Linked DNA regions of Mus musculus: region 2 is linked to region 1. A link is a loop called in an ENCODE intact Hi-C map of the cell type or tissue named here. Cell type or tissue: left cerebral cortex. All regions are shown on one strand. Links, peaks and the distances in the headings refer to the core of each region. The heading gives the core; the rest is flanking DNA. Region 1 overlaps Pls1 (plastin 1 (I-isoform)). Region 2 holds the start of Pls1 (plastin 1 (I-isoform)).

Evidence for each region. A loop is a pair of places that touch in the nucleus more often than their neighbours do. Peaks named below come from ENCODE experiments on the same cell type or tissue, not always from the same donor. Only the 100,000 strongest peaks of a DNase experiment are listed, where the experiment ranks them.
Region 2: a loop joins it to region 1, with 2.2 times the contacts of the local background. A loop is called at or near these places in 3 of 42 quality-filtered maps.

What each region holds. Positions count from the first base shown.
Region 1 is chr9:95,782,050-95,784,862 of GRCm38, forward strand. Pls1 (plastin 1 (I-isoform)) reads right to left here. Exons shown (of 16, transcript NM_001033210.3): 5 at 2,051-2,183; 6 at 321-402. Among named protein-coding and RNA genes, the nearest start is that of Trpc1, 33 kb to the left of the region's middle. In left cerebral cortex, for the core only: a CTCF peak has its summit at 1,418 (motif pointing right); a DNase peak (open chromatin) is centred at 2,091; H3K27ac peaks cover 478 bases.
Region 2 is chr9:95,844,252-95,847,064 of GRCm38, forward strand. Pls1 (plastin 1 (I-isoform)) reads right to left here and starts at 1,028. Exons shown (of 16, transcript NM_001033210.3): 1 at 920-1,028. In left cerebral cortex, for the core only: no CTCF peak of the experiment used is centred there; a DNase peak (open chromatin) is centred at 1,059; H3K4me3 peaks cover 1,471 bases; H3K27ac peaks cover 755 bases.

The DNA of each region.
Region 1 (2,813 bases), core at 163-2,662:
GAAGAAGAGACGGGGATGGAAGGAAAAGGGAAGGAGGGGGAGGGAAGGAGGAAGGGAAGAGGACAAATGGACACTGGCATCCAAAGATCATCAATAAAAGAGCAACTGTAATGTAAACTAGCACTACGGCCTTTAATACAGAGATTTATCCAAAGTACTTAAAACCTTAATGGATTCTATTATAAAATGTAGCTTGGTTTCAATTCGAGACACTGGAATTCTTTTCACATTTTTTTAAATGACAGGTTGTGTTTAAATCCCCAGCACCACGGACAGCTTTGAGCACAGTCACACATTGCCAGCAAGAGGCAGGTACTCACCGACACCGTGAACGGAGTGAGCTTCTTCTTATTGATGGCTCTCTCGTCAATCGTATCTGGCTCGGATAAGTTGATCATTTTGCTGAAGAGAGAACAGGAACCATTTAGCCGAAACTTTCTAGAAATGTTTTTAATTCATCGTGGCAAAGCAATCCGATTGGTTACTTTAGAAAAGAATAGCCTTTCTATCTTACTGAGCAGCCGTTCGTGTCAGGTACGTCATTAGAAAACTTCAGACAGCTGTCTGTCTGAGCCCATCACTGCCTTCTACAGTGGCCCGCCTCCACTCGCTGCATCGGAATCTCCACTGTTTCCTCAGATGGAAACAGATTAACTACCCAAGACAAATCCTGAAACTTCCGGCTTCCATGGACGTCAACACACTATGAATTGTGTTGTCTCAGAAGGTGAAGGAGCAAACGCCTTGGTTGAGGACTTCAATAATTTAGACATTTTAGCGGGACAGTGGTGCCACATACCCTTAAATTTCAGCAGTAGGGAGGCAGAGGCAGGTGGATCTCTGACTTTGAGGCCAGCCTGGTCTATGTATCAAGTTCTAAGACAGTCAGGGCTACACAGGGAAACTATCTTGAAAAATCAAAAAGGAAAAAGAAATTTACACATTTTAAAAAGAAAAAATATGGATTTTTGTCTCTATGTTTCAGAATATAAAAATAAGAAAGTAGTTTTGGCTCATAGTCAGACATTCTCTAAAAGTTGGGGGAAGAGAAAAAAATATAAATGAAAACTAAAGTATATTTTATAGATACTGATTTCCTATATTTATAGGAAGGTTCAGGGATTTTATTTCCTTTTTAAATAAATACACAACACACACACACACACACACACACACACACACACAAAACAACCCTGAAGACAACATGCCAGGTGCTGAGTTAGTCACAGGTGCTCTGGGTATTTGTGATATGCATTTTCTTTGTAATTGTACTATATATTTTTTTTTAATTAAAAAAAATAAAGACACTGCATTGTATAAAGATGTGTGCTGGGACTTGGTACTAGCGAGATGGCTCAGAAGTTGAGAGCATTTCTTGGTCTTGAAGAAGAACAGAGTTCAACTCCCAGCACCCACAAGGTGGCTCACAAGCATCTTGAAACTGTAGTTTCAGGGATTTGATATCCTCTTCTGACCTCCACGGGCATCAAGCATAGGTGCTGTACATATACATGCAAGCAAAACACACACACACACACACACACACACACACACACACACAAAGAAAACAGGTTGAATTTCAAGTGGTTTTTTTTGTTTTGTTTTGTTTTTGTTTTTTAAAAAGAAGTATGCTGTGACCATACACCTGTGGTAAACATGACAAAGACAGATGAGCTCCTAGGAAGTTCACAAGGAAGTGTGTGCGAAACAGACAGAGAAGAGCAGAAGCTGAAATGAAATTCGGCTTCATTTGCGTCTAATGAAGGCGTGTCTTCCTTCTACGCCCCGCCCCATGCTCCCACCCCTGTCAGCACTCTCACAGAGAAGCGGAAAGAAAAACCATGTCAACATTTTACAACACAGTGACGGACTCTGAAGCTCCATGCGTTGTTATGGTAACAGATACGAAATACTACATCCCAGGGGAGATGCTGAAGACCACACAACACTTAAGTTTCTGGACAGTCGTGACTCATCCTCTGGAGAGCAGTGTCCAGGGAACACCCAGCGCTGGGACAGTAGGAGTGCACGGCTCCCGTGTTCAGCTCACCAGAGAAGGATGCCATCTGCCAGCGACTTGAAAAGGCTGCCGTCGTTGGGGTTCATGGGTAGGAGGTGGCTACAGTCTGCATCATTCTCCAGAGCTTTGTTTATCCAGTTCACAAAAGCCACTTTTTCTTCCTCTGAAAACAGAGAGTCTCAGTAGGCAAACTTCATTCACACCATTTATCACACTAACAAGAACATACTTGTTCGCTCCTGTTAAGCGAGAGAGTGAGCAACACTGTTGAACACTACTGAGATCCGATCAAAGACTTCGGGGATGGAGAAAGGGGATTCGCTGCACGGTAGACAAGAAGGAGGGCATGCATCTTACATTCGTAGAAAATGCATTTGGCTGGATATTCCCAGATGTAAACTGCTACTGAAATCACCTGAGTTAGAAACAACTCACGAGAGGCCAATTATACCCACCTACATATAGATTGTTTAAATCAGAGGAAAAGGCAAAAAAGAAATCAATGGAAATAAACTCTATCACCTAAGAAGGATATAACTGCTGTGATCTGGGGCTTATAAAAGATGTATTGGGTTAGGGTTGGGAAGAAGGTGGCCAGCCAGAGTGGGGGAGGTCCAAATACATTACACATGTGCATAAGAAGATCACAATGAAATCCAGTACTGAATAAAGTTAACATAAGCAAAAAATAACAAACACACATGTGCACACACATGAGTTGATGTGTTTCCAGAGGAGGCTCTTGCCTAACAGGCATAAGCCTTTCAAGGGAGTTGCTGCTACTTCGGGTTTC
Region 2 (2,813 bases), core at 95-2,594, 62 kb after region 1:
TTTCCGTTTCCTACACTTACTACGGTCACGTGCCTCTCGCATCACAAATTTAACACTTTCCTATAGAATTTCACTAATGAATTAAGTTTAAAGAGGAGTTGGTTACAAGAGGTGGGGCGTGGAATTAAATGCCCTTGCTTCACCTTTGTGGGGCCAAAACATTGGTCTCTGTATTCATCCTGAAATTCTAGTTATGATTCCACATTCCTCCAACAAAGAAATGTTCATTCCGTGTTGGCCCCATACAGTCTACAACAGCTTTGAGGTAGGATACATGTCTGTATAAGTCACACAATGTAAATAACTAGGAAAGTTTTTCTTTTCAATACTACTCATTGAAGCCTGGGATGGGGGTAATAATGTTAAAAATGGGTTTCTGTATTTTGTTTTGGTATTTTTTTCTTTTTAATTTTTAAAGCTTATACTCGAAAATGCAGCCTGCTGAATCGCACAAAATTCTTGGCACTTTCCCCTAAGACTGACATTTCTTGCACTGCATCCAGAGGCCCCAGGGCTCCTGGAAAGGCACTTAAGTCCAGCAAACACGGATGCAATTTCATTCTGTCCCTACATTCGCCTGTGCACCAGAGGCGAACACAGTAACACAACTTAAGAGACACACCAACGGATCAGAAAAACCTCTTCAACAGCCACGCAAAGTTTAAACCAGAAAACTTAGTACCCTCCCTTCCTAGATGCAGGGTATCACGATGTGCTTCCTGGGCTGGGGCTTAAGCAGCGACACACAGGACTTCACACCTGAGCGCAAGACTCCGCCGCAGGGCAGGAGCGCGCCCGCAGGTGTCGGAGGAACCCGGAGCCCTCGCCGAGCGCCGCTAAGCCAAGCTTGCCTTTCCTGCCCGGCCTCCCCCTCCTGACCCACGCCCGCTTGTGCGTTCAGGCACCCAGCCCCCGGTACCTGCGGCGGCCGTTCGGCAGCTCCTGCCCGGGATCCCCGCGCCCGCTGGTCTGGTCCGCTCCGCTGCGGCTGCCACTCACCCGCCTCCTTGCTCCTGCGCTCGCGCCACTGCGCATGCTCGTCCCGCACCCCCACCCGCACGCTTGAAATCCACTCGCCAGGTTTTAGTTGCTGCACCCAGGGGAGAGGCCACCAGATCTTTGCAGTCAGGTGAAAGGAGGCTTGCAGGAGCTAACTAAAGAGGTTTGTGTTGAGGTTGGGGGATGGAAGATGGGGAAGTGGACCCGCGCTGCAGGGGCGTCATCCCTGCTGCCCACGCTTCACTCAGCCTAATTACAACTGTCTGCACCCCTGAAATGAGTTTTAGCACGGTGGTTCTCAAACAAGGGGGCCTCAGGTTTTTGTTCAAACAGCTCTCAAACCCAGAGTATCCGCATCTTTTATCTGAATGCTGGATGTTTCTAATGTGTTCTCAGAACACTAGTATGCATAGCACTTTTGAAAACTACAGCTCACAAGGTAAGATAATTATTAAAGTAAAACAATTTCTCTCATCCTTCTCCCTTCTGGGGAATTCAGATGATCCTTCCCTCTTTATTAAACAGCCACACCTATTTAAAATAAATAACCAAAGCCCACACTCAAACAAAGGCAGGACCTTTTTCCAACAACATCTGAGTCAAGCCAACGGAACGCAGCTTCAAGGGCTCTTGTGTGCTTTTCTGGTAGCATGATCCACAGGTGTGCAGGGTACTTTTGCTGTCCTTTGACCTAAGGTCCTAGGTGACCCTTGGCCCTGTAGTCCTGAACTGATGCAGAACAGGTAGCAATCAGGCCGGTAGGAATGTGGCTTCAGTACACTGAAACTGTTTAAAGTCCAAAAGAATTGGTTGGGCCAAAGAGGAGTGAGCTAAGGACTTCTCCGTGCCTAGAAAATCCCATAACCCAGAAAGTCCAATAAATAACGTTTTTGTCTGAGTGCAGATGTACAAGAGGAATTGTGTTCTCTCAAAATATTTACTTAAACATGTATGTACAACATGACTTAGCCATTTCATTCTTAGCTCTTGTCCAAGATAAACTAAAGCATATCACATAGAGGCTTGAATACTGATGTAGTAGCTTCCTTCTCTTTTTCTGTAGCCACAGTTGGAAGGAATTGACTGTCAAAAGCAAACGTGCTACATCAGCACAATGGACTACTACTTGGTACTAAAAGAGAATGACCGATCTAAATGCTTCACTATAGATTGCCACATCCTCCTATACCAGGAGTGAAGGAAGAAAAAGAAAACACACAGAGAGAAATGGACAGGGAAAAAAAGCTGAGATTGGGTGGTCTGGGCTCCAAGGTTGAGAAGCCACAGGGTCCTGGAGATGGTTTATGTGTAGTTTATTATGTACAGTTGAATGGGGAGGTGGGGTTATTGCGTGTAGCTGAACAAGGAGGCAGGTGTAGGGAGACTCAGTGGGAGAGCGGTGGGGCAGTCTCTGTAGGAAAGCAGTCCATGGGCAGCAATGGTGACCTTTTCAGCCCACACGACCAATGCCTGTAAATGGTCCAGAGGAAGGCTTGGCCATCCCTCTGAGCCTTTCCAGACCCAGGGAAGGCTTTGCCATCTCCACAGGGCTGACGCACTGGGGTACCTGACATGGTGAAGCCCACTCACTCAGGACTTCATTTGCTCCCTACAATAGATAAATCTCAAAATCATTATGCTGAACTGGAGAAAGCAGAGAGAAAATATATAGCGTGAAGCTTCATTTCTGTGAAGTCACACCTTGATAAGAACAAAAGCAAAGTCAGTAATTGCATGGGCCAGAGGTGGAGAACGAACGAATGAACTGCAACAAGACAATGAGAATCTTCCAGGGTCATAGAGACATTCTCTTT